Linked DNA regions of Homo sapiens: region 1 is linked to region 2. The links are chromatin loops, found by intact Hi-C in ENCODE. Cell type or tissue: HepG2. All regions are shown on one strand. Links, peaks and the distances in the headings refer to the core of each region. The heading gives the core; the rest is flanking DNA. Region 1 overlaps SENP7 (SUMO specific peptidase 7). Region 2 has its middle 17 kb from the start of TRMT10C.

Region 1 (5,378 bases), core at 210-5,209, 78 kb before region 2:
GAAAGAAGTAAAAAGACAGAAAATCTCAACAGAGGAACAAAATTAAAAAAGAAACAAATGGCAATTTGAGAACTACAAAGTAACATGACCAAATTTTAAAAAGCACTGAATGGCCTAAAGCAGGAGTCCCTAACCCCAGGCCATGGACTGGTATTGGTCCATGGCCTGTTAGGAACCAGGCCGCACAGCAGGAGGTGAGCGGCAAGTGAGCAACTGAAACTTCACCTGTATTTACAGCCACTCCCCATTACTCACATTACCACCTGAGCTCCACCACCTGTCAGGTCAGTGGCAGCATTAGATTCTCAAAGCACAAACCCTATTATGAACTGTGCATATGAGTGATACTGGTTGCATGCTCCTTATGAGAATCTAATGACTGATGATCTGTTACTGTCTCCCATCACCTCCAGATGGGATCATCTAGTTGCAGGAAATCAAGCTCAGGTCTCCCACTGATTCTACATTATGGTAAGTTGTATATTTATTTAATTATATACTACAATGTAATAATAACAGAAATAAAGTGCACAATAAATGTAACATGCTTGAATCATTCCAAAACCATCCCACCTGCCCCACTACCTGGATCCATAGAAAAATTGTCTTCCATGAAACCTGATGCCAAAAAGGTTGGGGACCGCTGGCCTAAAAAGCAGAAAGGAGACTAAAAAGGGGTAAGTGGATCTGGAAATAGATAGACCAATAGAAATATTCAATCTGAAGAACAGAAAGGAAACAGATGCTTATGTAAATTTAATGTTATGCTTTATTTAAAAAAGAATGAAAATACATTATAACAAAAAACTTAAAGTGGCCCACCCACCACTACTGGCACCCACACATGTCATCCGGAGAAACAAAAATCAATCCACATTCCTCAATGTCACCAATGTACATCATCAGGGTTCCTAGGGAACAACCTACCCACCTACTGCTACCAAGACCCACACACACCATTAGGGGGGTGGAGGGGGCATGAAGGGAGACCCACTCTGCCCACCATCAGCACCTGTGCACATCATCCTCCAGAGGCCTAGGGATCAATCCACCCCCCTCACCCCCGCCACTGGCTCAGACACATGCCTTCCAAAAACCTGAGGACAAGCCAACTCCACCTATAGCTGCCACTGCCATTGCCTACACAAATCATTTAGAGGTCTGGGGATTGGCTCAACACACCCAGCCATACTGGCATCCACACACACCACTCAGGCAACTAATGACAAGTCCACCTAGCCCACTGCCATTACTACTGGTGCTTAAGGAACAGCCCACCTGGAGTCCTCATGCTCAGCAAAGCCTCACCATGGCTGCCATTAACAAAAGCAGTCTGCATCACTTAGGAACTGTGACACTGCTGACATGAGTTACAATCCAAAAAATCATAAAAGATTACATGACTGTGTCTATGTAAAAATCAGACAAACCACTTCACAGAACCAGCACTATAAATATATCTATAGGAAAAAGTTTTTCCCTACCAATGTTAATGGTAAATTGGAAGAAAACAGCTGTTGAAATAAACACAGACACTAACAAAAAGACATGAGAAACATGAAAAAGCAAGGAAACAAGACACCTCCAAAGAAACAAAATAATTTTCCAATAAGAGACCCATAAGAAAAGGAAATGTATGGAATGCTGGAAAAAAAATCAAAATTCTGATACAAAAGAAACTAAGTGAGATATTTTTTAAAAAGTAAATAATCCAAAAAATTATGAAAACAATTTATGATCTCGATTAGAAATTCAACAAAGATTGATATCATTTAAAACGTCCTACAACTGAAGATTTCAATGAAATATAAAATACAGTTGAGAGCCTCAACAATAGACAAAATTAAGCAGAAGAATTTCTGAACTTGAAAACAGATTTTTAAAAAAATAACCCATTCAGACATAACAGTAAAAAACAACTTTAAAAAATGAAGAAAGCCTACATAACATATGAGATGCCATAAAGCGACCAAATATTCAAATTATGGGAGTTTCAGAAGAAAGAGAAATGGAAGAAAACATTTGAAAAAAATAATAGCTGAAAACTTCCCAAGTCTTGCAAAAGACAAAAACATGAAGATACAGGAGTACAAAATTCCTCAAATAGATTCAATCCATAAAAGGCTTCTACAAGGTATATCATAGTCAAACTGTGAAAAGTCAAAGACACAATTCTAAAAATAGCAAGAAAAATATCAAATCACACATAAGAAAATCCCCATAAGATTAAAAACAAATTTCTCAGCAGAAACCTTACAGGCATATGATGATATATTACAAGTGCTGAAAATAAAATGTCAGTCAATAATACCAGATCCACAAACCTATCCTTCAAAAATGAAGGACAAATAACATCTTTCCCAGACAAGCAAAAGCTAAGGGAATTTATCACACTACACTACAAAAATGCTTAATAGAGTCTTAAAACTCTCAAAGAAACACACAAAAGTATAAAACTCAATAGTAGAGCAGACACACAAATAAGACAGAGAATGGAGTCACATGTTATCACTACAAAAAGCCACAAAATCGGGCATTCCAAGATGGCTAAATAGGAACAGCTCCAGTCTGCGGCTCCCAGCATGATTGACGCAGAAGATGGGTGATTTCTGCATTTCCAACTTCGGTACCTGGTTCATCTCACTGGGACTGGCTGGACAGTAGGTGCAGCTCACAGAGGGCAAGCTGAAGCAGGGCGGGGAGTCGCCTCACCCGGGAAGTGCAAGGAGTCAGGGGACTTCCCTTTCCTAGCCAAGGGAAGCTGTGACAGGCTACGTGGAAAAATGGGACAGTCCCGCCCAAATACTGCACTTTTCCCAAGGTCTTAGCAACCAGCAGACAAGGTGATTCTCTCCCCGTGCCTGGCTCGGCAGGTCCCACGCCCACAAAGCCTTGCTCACTGCTAGCACAGCACTCTGAGATCAAACTGCAAGACGGCAGCCTGGCTGGGGGAGGGGCATCCGCCATTGCTGAGGCTTGAGTAGGTAAACAAAGTGGCCGGGCAGCTAGAACAGGGCAGAGCCCACCACAGTTCAACAAGGCCTACTGCCTCTAGACTCCACCTCTGCGGGCAGGGCATGGCTGAACAAAAGGCAGCAGACAACTTCTGCAGATGTAAACGTCCCTGTCTGACAGCTCTGAAGAGAGCAGTGGTTCTCCCAGCACAGCGTTTGAGCTTTGAGAACAGACAGACTGCCTCCTCAAGTGGGTCAATGACCCCAGTGTAGCCTAACTGGGAGACGCCTCCCATTAGGGGATGACAGACACCTCATATAGGTGGCTGCCCCTCTGGGACGAAGCTTCCAGAGGAAGGATCAGGCAGCAATATTTGCTCTTCTGCAATATTTGCTGTTCTGCAGCCTCCATTGGTGATACCCAGGCAAACTGGGCCTGGAGTGGACCTCCAGCAAACTCCAACAGACCTGCAGCTGAGGGACCTGACTGTTAGAAGGAAAACTAACAAACAGAGAGGAATAGCATCAACATCAACAAAAAGGTCATCTACACCAAAACCTCATCTGTAGGTCACCAACATCAAAGACCAAAGGTAGATAAAACCACAAAGGGGGAGAAACTAGAGCAGAAAAGCTGAAAATTCTAAAAATCGGAGCACCTCGTCTCCTCCAAAGGATCACAGCTCCTCACCAGCAACGGAACAAAGCTGGATGGAGAATGACTTTAACGAGCTGACAGAAATAGGCTTCAGAAGATCAGTAATAACAAACTATTCCAAGCTAAAGAAGGATGTTTGAACCCATCGCAAGGAAGCTAAAAACCTTGAAAAAACATTAGACAAATGGCTAACTAGAATAAAGAGTGTAGAGAAGATTTTAAATGACCTCATGGAGGTGAAAACCATGGCACGAGAGCTTCGTGACACATGCACAAGCTTCGATAGACAATTCAGTCAAGTGGAAGAAAGGGTATCAGTGATTGAAGATCAGATTAATGAAATAAAGCAAGAAGACAAGGTTAGAGAAAAAAGAGTAAAAAGAAACAAACAAAGCCTCCAAGAAATATGGGACTATGTGAAAAGACCAAATCTACATTTGATTGCTGTACCTGAAAGTGATGGAGAGAATGTAACCAAGTTGGAAAACACTCCTCAGGATATTATCCAGGAGAACTTCCCCAACTTAGCAAGGCAGGCCAACATTCAAATTCAGGAAATACAGAGAACACCACAAAGATACTCTGTGAGAAGAGCAACCCCAAGACGCATAATTGTCAGATTCACCAAGGCTGAAATGAAGGGAAAAGTGTTAAGGGCAGCCAGAGAGAAAGGTCGAGTTACTCACAAAGGGAAGCCCATCAAACTAATGGTGGATCTCTCGGAAGAAACCCTATAAGCCAGAAGAGAGTGGGGGCCAATATTCAACATTCTTAAAGAAAAGAATTTTCAATCCAGAATTTAATATCCAGCCAAACTAAGCTTCATAAGTGAAGGAGACATAAAATCCTTTACAGACAAGCAAATGCTGAGAGATTTCGTCACTACCAGGCCTGCCTTACAAGAGCTCCTGAAGGAAGCACTAAACATGGAAAGAAACAACCGGTACCAACCACTGCAAAAACATGCCAAATTGTAAACACCACCAGTGCTATGAAGAAACTGCATAAATTAACGGGCAAAATAACCAGCGAACATCATAATGACAGGATCAAATTCACACTAACAATATTAACCTTAAATGTAAATGGGCTAAATACCCCAATTAAAAGACACAGACTGGCAAATTGGATAGAGTCACTGATGGGAAGACCCATTAGTGTGCTGTATTCAGGAGACCCATCTCACATGCAAAGACGCACTTAGGCTCAAAATAAAGGGATGGAGGAAGATCTACCAAGCAAATGGAAAGCAAAAAAAAAGCAGGGGTTGCAATCCTAGTCTCTGATAAACAGACTTTAAACCAACAAAGATCAAGAGACAAAGAAGGCCATTACATAATGGTAAAGGGATCAATTCAACAAGAAGAGCTAACTATCCTAAATATATACACACCCAATAAAGGAGCACCCAGATTCATAAAGCAAGTCCTTAGAGAATACAGGAGCACCCAGATTCATAAAGCAAGTCCTTAGAGACCTACAAAGAGACTTACACCCCCACACAACAATAATGAGAGACTTTAACACACCACTGTCAATATTACACAGATAAACGAGACAGATGGTTAATAAGGATATCCAGGACTTGAACTCAGCTCTGCAACAAACAGACCTAATAGACATCTACAGAACTTTCCACCCCAAATCAACAGAATATACATTCTTCTCAGCACCACATCACACTTATTCTAAAATTGACCACATAATTCGAAGTAAAGCACTCCTCAGCAAATGTAAAAGAACAGATATCACGGCCGGGCGCGATG
Region 2 (5,378 bases), core at 223-5,222:
GGACAACTGGGAGTGGGGTTTGGGGGTGGGTATCTTCCAGGTCATACATTTTAGAAATTTAAAGATTTTCTGATTGGCAATTGGTTTAAAGAGTTATTATCTAAAGACCTGGAATCAATAGAAAGAAATGTCTGGGTTATGATAAGGGGTTGTAGAGACCAAGGTTTCATCATGCAGATAAGGCCTCCAGGTATCAGGCTTCAGAGAGAATAGATTATAGATGTTTCTTATCAGACTTGGAGTCTGTTCTATCAGTCTTAAGGTCTCTATGTTTATGTTAATGTTGGTCATGTGTGAGGCATGTCTAACACTTACCACCCTCCACTTCCCATCATGGCCTGAACTAGTTTTTCAGATTAATTTTGGAATGCCCTTGGCCAAGAGGAGGGTCCATCAGTCAGTTGGGGGCTTATAATTTTATTTTTGGTTTACATTAAAAAAGTTAGATCTGGCTAGGCACAGTGCCTCATGCCTGTAATCCCAGCACTTTGGGAGGCTGAGGCAGGCAGATCACCTGAGGTTGGAGTTTGAGACCAACCTGACCAACATGGAGAAACCCCATCTCAATTGAAAATACAAAATTAGCCAGGCATGGTGGCACAGGCCTGTAATCCCACCTACTCAGGAGGCTGAGGCAGGAGAATCACTTGAACCCGGGAGGCAGAGGTTGTGGGGTGAGCCAAGATCATGCCATTGCACTCCAGCCTGGGCAACAAGAGCAAAACTCCATCTCAAAAAAAAAAAAAAAAAAAAAAAGAGAAAGTTGAATCTACCTTACATGAAGTGTGAGTTATGATGGATATTATCAGCCCCATAGTTCCACCCCTGAGAAAAGCAACAAAAGGAGGTTGTTAGCTAAACCACTGTTTTGTTCACCCAAAGACTCAAACTGAAATATTTATCTTTTCCTCCTGTAGTAAAGGAAGTGGTGCATTTCATAAGACCAATCTTCCTGTTGTTTTACAATAATGTGTCAACCTTAAATAAAAAGATTTAGAAAGTATGATTACCTATAGAGTTTACTAGAGCTCAAAGATTGAGGATGGCCACCCAGGAGCATACATTCAAGTTGCCCTGAATATACACTTCAATTAGCAGTAGTAACAGTGGGTTTTTAAAGCAGAAAAGAAGAGTCAGTTCCTAAATTATTTAGCAAGTATTTACATTAAAATAAACTACTGATTGTCTATACATTTTTCTTTGTATCACAAATTCTAGGAACATGAAGATAATGGCTTAGGTAGCTAGTCAGGCATAAAATGCCTTTTAAATAATTGCCCCAGGCTGGGCATGGTGGCTCACACCTGTAATCCCAGCACTTTTGGAGGCTGAGGCCGGCGGATCATCTGAGATCAGGAGTTCGATACCAGCCTGGCCAACATGGTGAAACTCCATCTCTACTAAAAATACAAAATTTATCTGGGCATGGTGGTGTGGGCCTGTAATCCAAGCTACTCAGGAGGCGGAGGCACAACAATTGCTTGAACCCAGGAGGTGAAGGTTGCAGTGAGCAGAGGTTGCACAACTGCACTCCAGCCTGGGTGACAGAGTGAGACTCTAACTCAAAAAAAAAAAAAAAAAAGTAAAAGACTTAATTTTTTTTTCTGTGGAAATAAGGGAAGGCACAGCTCTGACCTCTCCTTTTTCTTTCAGAATTTAATCCTCTGTCCTTTTCAAATGTATGTTACATCTTTATAATGGCTAAATAAACCTCTTCTCAGTCTCACAATTTAGGACCTGGGAGTCATGTTTCAAAATGCGTATTCAAGGGAGACAGCTCTCATAGTTCTTCTGGGAGGGTAAGAACTGAATTTTGGTGGGCAGGGTGCCTTGGCCCAATCTTCAAAACTATATCCTTATGAAAAGATTTAGGGAGTTTGCTTCTTCTCACTTGGATAAAACCAATTAGCTAACACTGGTGGTCCTCCTAACAATTATGCTAAACTTAAGATGAACTATATGTGACAAAATATGCTGTCAAGTTTTCTTACTTGAAGCCTATTTTTGTTTTTCTTGAAAACATGCATGTAATGGGTTGCATCTGCTTGTCAGTATAAAGGGGTGAGATTCCTTGTGTCTTTTCAATCTCTTAATGAGTCGCCTATGATGTCTATCACATTGTGGTTTAATGCTCATTCAATAATGAAACTGTTTTCTATCTCTACTACCATTGTGGAGAGGATTTTGGGGTTGGGAGATTTTTTTTTTTAAGAGAGACAGGGTCTCACTATGTTGCCCAGGCTGGTCTTGAACTCCTGGGCTCTAGTGATCCTCCTGCCTTGGCCTCCCAAAATGCTGGGAAGATTTTGCTTTTAATTGTATTTTCCCAACAATAATATACCATTTCCTAAGTCCTGGAGCAATCAGGTAATAGAAGACACCACCTTCAGGCAGAGAGAGGAGGAAGCAGCCAAGGTATTACAGAGCAATGAATTTTGCAAAGCATTAAACCACAGTAAGTCCTCATTTAACTTCATAGATAGTGTCAACCTTAAAATAATGAGATTCAGAAAATATGATTAAATATAGTTTATCTGATCTCAAAGCTTAAGGATGGCTACCCAGGATCATAGATTCAAGTTGTACTAAATGTACACTCTGATTAGCAGCAGTTACAAGTGGCTTTTTAAAGCAAAAGGGAAGAGGCAGTTCATACATTTTTTACCAAGAATTTACATCAAAATAACATATGCTATTGATCGTCTATACATTGTTCTTTGTATCTCAAATTGCAGGAGCATGAAAATAATAAGTGAGGCACCTAGTCATGAGAACAAATGCTTTTAAACAATTACCCCTTGGCAGCTGGGCACGGTGGCTCACATCTGTAATCCTAGCACTTTGGGGGGCCAAGATGGGTGGATCACGAGGTCAGGGGTTCAAGACCAGTCTGACCAACATGGTGAAACCCTGTCTCTACTAAAAGTACAAAAATTACTGGGCGTGGTGGCAGGCGCCTGTAATCCCAGCTACTCAGGAGGCTGAGGCAGGAGAATTGCTTGAACCCAGGAGGCGGAGGTTGCAGTGATCTGAGATCACACCACTGCACTCCAGCCTGGGCGACAGAGCAAGACTCGGTCACAAAAAAAAAAAACAAAAAAAAAAAACACCCCTGGGCCTGGGTTGGGGAGCAATGAGAATGGGGGTATATGTGACCAAAGTCCCATACTCATGTTTCTCTGGGCTTAAAAATTTTGCAAACCTCACATAACTGAGACTGCTCTGAGCTATTTTTCTTTCCTCAATAGGTTATTGAAGCTGTGACTTTAAGCTAAATAATGCATAATAAAACCAAATTTACCTTAGGCTAATTGATATAAACAAGAGTTAAGTTCCTAAGGCATATTTCCAGTAACGAAAACATTACAAAACTTCTAAATAAAGAGAAAAAACACATCTAATATTAAACACTGAAATAAATGTGAGCTATACATACATTTTTAAAGGATTAATAAAAACAAGATAATTGCCCAACTTTTGGTGAATCAGTAAGTGATGAAGGTCACAAGCGTGTTGGGTTAAATCAAGAAATAAACGTTTGCAAAGCAAAAACTGTTAAGTTTTTGGAAAGGGGTTACTGGAAAGGGGTCCCAAACCAGACCCCAAGAGAGGGTTATTGGATCTCATGCAAGAAAGAATTTGAAGCGAATCCAGAAACTGAGAGCAAGTTTATTAGAGAAGTAAAGAAACAAAATAATGGCTACTGCATAGGCAGAGCAGCAGCTTGGAATGCTCAACTGATAATACTTATAGTTATTTCTTTATTATATGCTAAACATAGGGTGGATTATTCATGAGTTTTCCAGGAAAGGACAATTCCCAGAACTGAGCGTTTCTCACCTTTTTAGACCATATAGGGTAACTTCCCAACATTGCTATGGCATTTGTAGACTGTCATGGTGCTGATGCGAGTGTCTTTTAGCATCCTAATGCATTGTAATTAGCATATAATGAACAGTGAGAATTATCAGAGGTCAATTTGGTCACCATCTTGGTTTTGGTCGGCTTCTTTATCACATGCTGTTTTACCAGCAATGTCTTTGTGACCTGTATCTTGTGCCAACCTCCTATCTCATCCTGTGACTAAGAATGCCTAACCTCCTGGGAATGCAGTCCAGTAGGTCTCAGCCTTATTTTACCCAGTCCCTACAGAAGATGGAGTTGCAGGCCAGGCATGGTGGCTCACGCCTGTAATCCCAGCACTTTGGGAGGCTGAGGCAGGTGGATCACCTGAGGTCAGGAGTTTGAGACCAGCCTGACCAACATGGAGAAACCCCGTCTCTACTAAAAATACAAAAAAAATTAGCCAGGCATGGTGGCCTATGCTTGTAATCCCAGGTACTCTGGAGGCTGAGGCAGGAGAATCTCTTGAACCCAGGAGGCAGAGGTTGCGGTGAGCTGACATCGAGCCATTGCACTCCAGCCTGGGCAACAAAAGCAAAACTCTGTCTTAAAAAAAAAAAAAAAAAGATGGAGTTGCTTTAGTTCAAATGCCTCTGACATAAACAGCACTTCCTCCCACCATGCAGTTCAATAACAATCACAAACATGGCAGGCTCATTGAGCGCTTTCATACCACATTGTTTATGGTCATACATTTTGTATGATCACTGTATAATTTACAAATTTTATTTTACAATAATCTGTATTAACTCTTTCATTCATTTTCCAATCTATTTATTCCACCAGTTCAGGGTCAGGTATAGCCAGAGTCTATCCAGCAGCTCAGGGCATAATGCAGAAACCAGACCTGAACAGAACATCATCCTACTGCACAGTGCCCTCACACACACCTGAATTAACTCTGATTGGTACAATGTACACATGCCAATTAACCTAATGTGCACATCTTTGGATTGTGAAAGGAAACTGGAGTACTAAGAGAAAACCCACACCCATATTATTTGAGTACCTGCTGTACAGCACAATTCTTTTGTTTGGCCTCTGACTGTCGTTGTCCAAAGACTTTCATTTCATTAAAGTTTTAAAAAGCAAAAAAGGCCTGGCCTTCAACAACCTTTGCAAAATTATGATAGTAAAAGAAGTCTGACATGGCTGACTCCATCTTGCTTCTAAACTCTAAGCTGTCTATGCTTATTCCTCAGTGTAGCCTAAGCTAACAATGGGAGGAATTTATATTTTAACTTAAAAGCAAGGACAATAATAGTTCCTCTCTAAAACTAACCTCCTCCTTGTTCACAGATTGAAAACCACATTTATAAGATTGATGAAAGGCCACAAGATTAGGATTATGGGAGGGGCCTGAATTCTAGTATAGTTTCTATAATCCCTTGTTCCTCAGGAGTCATGTGGCCACAGGATTTATGACTTTCCCAATTGCTCCTATAGATAACATCACTAAGATTTGTCTTTTGAGA

The links. Peaks named below come from ENCODE experiments on the same cell type or tissue, not always from the same donor. Only the 100,000 strongest peaks of a DNase experiment are listed, where the experiment ranks them.
Region 1: it touches region 2 in a loop (2.4-fold over the local background); 2 of 110 quality-filtered maps call a loop at or near these places.

The regions. Positions count from the first base shown.
Region 1 is chr3:101,464,179-101,469,556 of GRCh38, forward strand. The region is part of intron 3 of SENP7 (SUMO specific peptidase 7); the gene reads right to left. Among named protein-coding and RNA genes, the nearest start is that of SENP7, 46 kb to the right of the region's middle. RefSeq lists enhancers at 2,370-2,917, 2,918-3,464. In HepG2, for the core only: no CTCF peak of the experiment used is centred there; a DNase peak (open chromatin) is centred at 2,933; H3K4me3 peaks cover 1,343 bases.
Region 2 is chr3:101,542,278-101,547,655 of GRCh38, forward strand. No RefSeq gene overlaps it. Among named protein-coding and RNA genes, the nearest start is that of TRMT10C, 17 kb to the right of the region's middle. In HepG2, for the core only: a CTCF peak has its summit at 2,370; no DNase peak of the experiment used is centred there.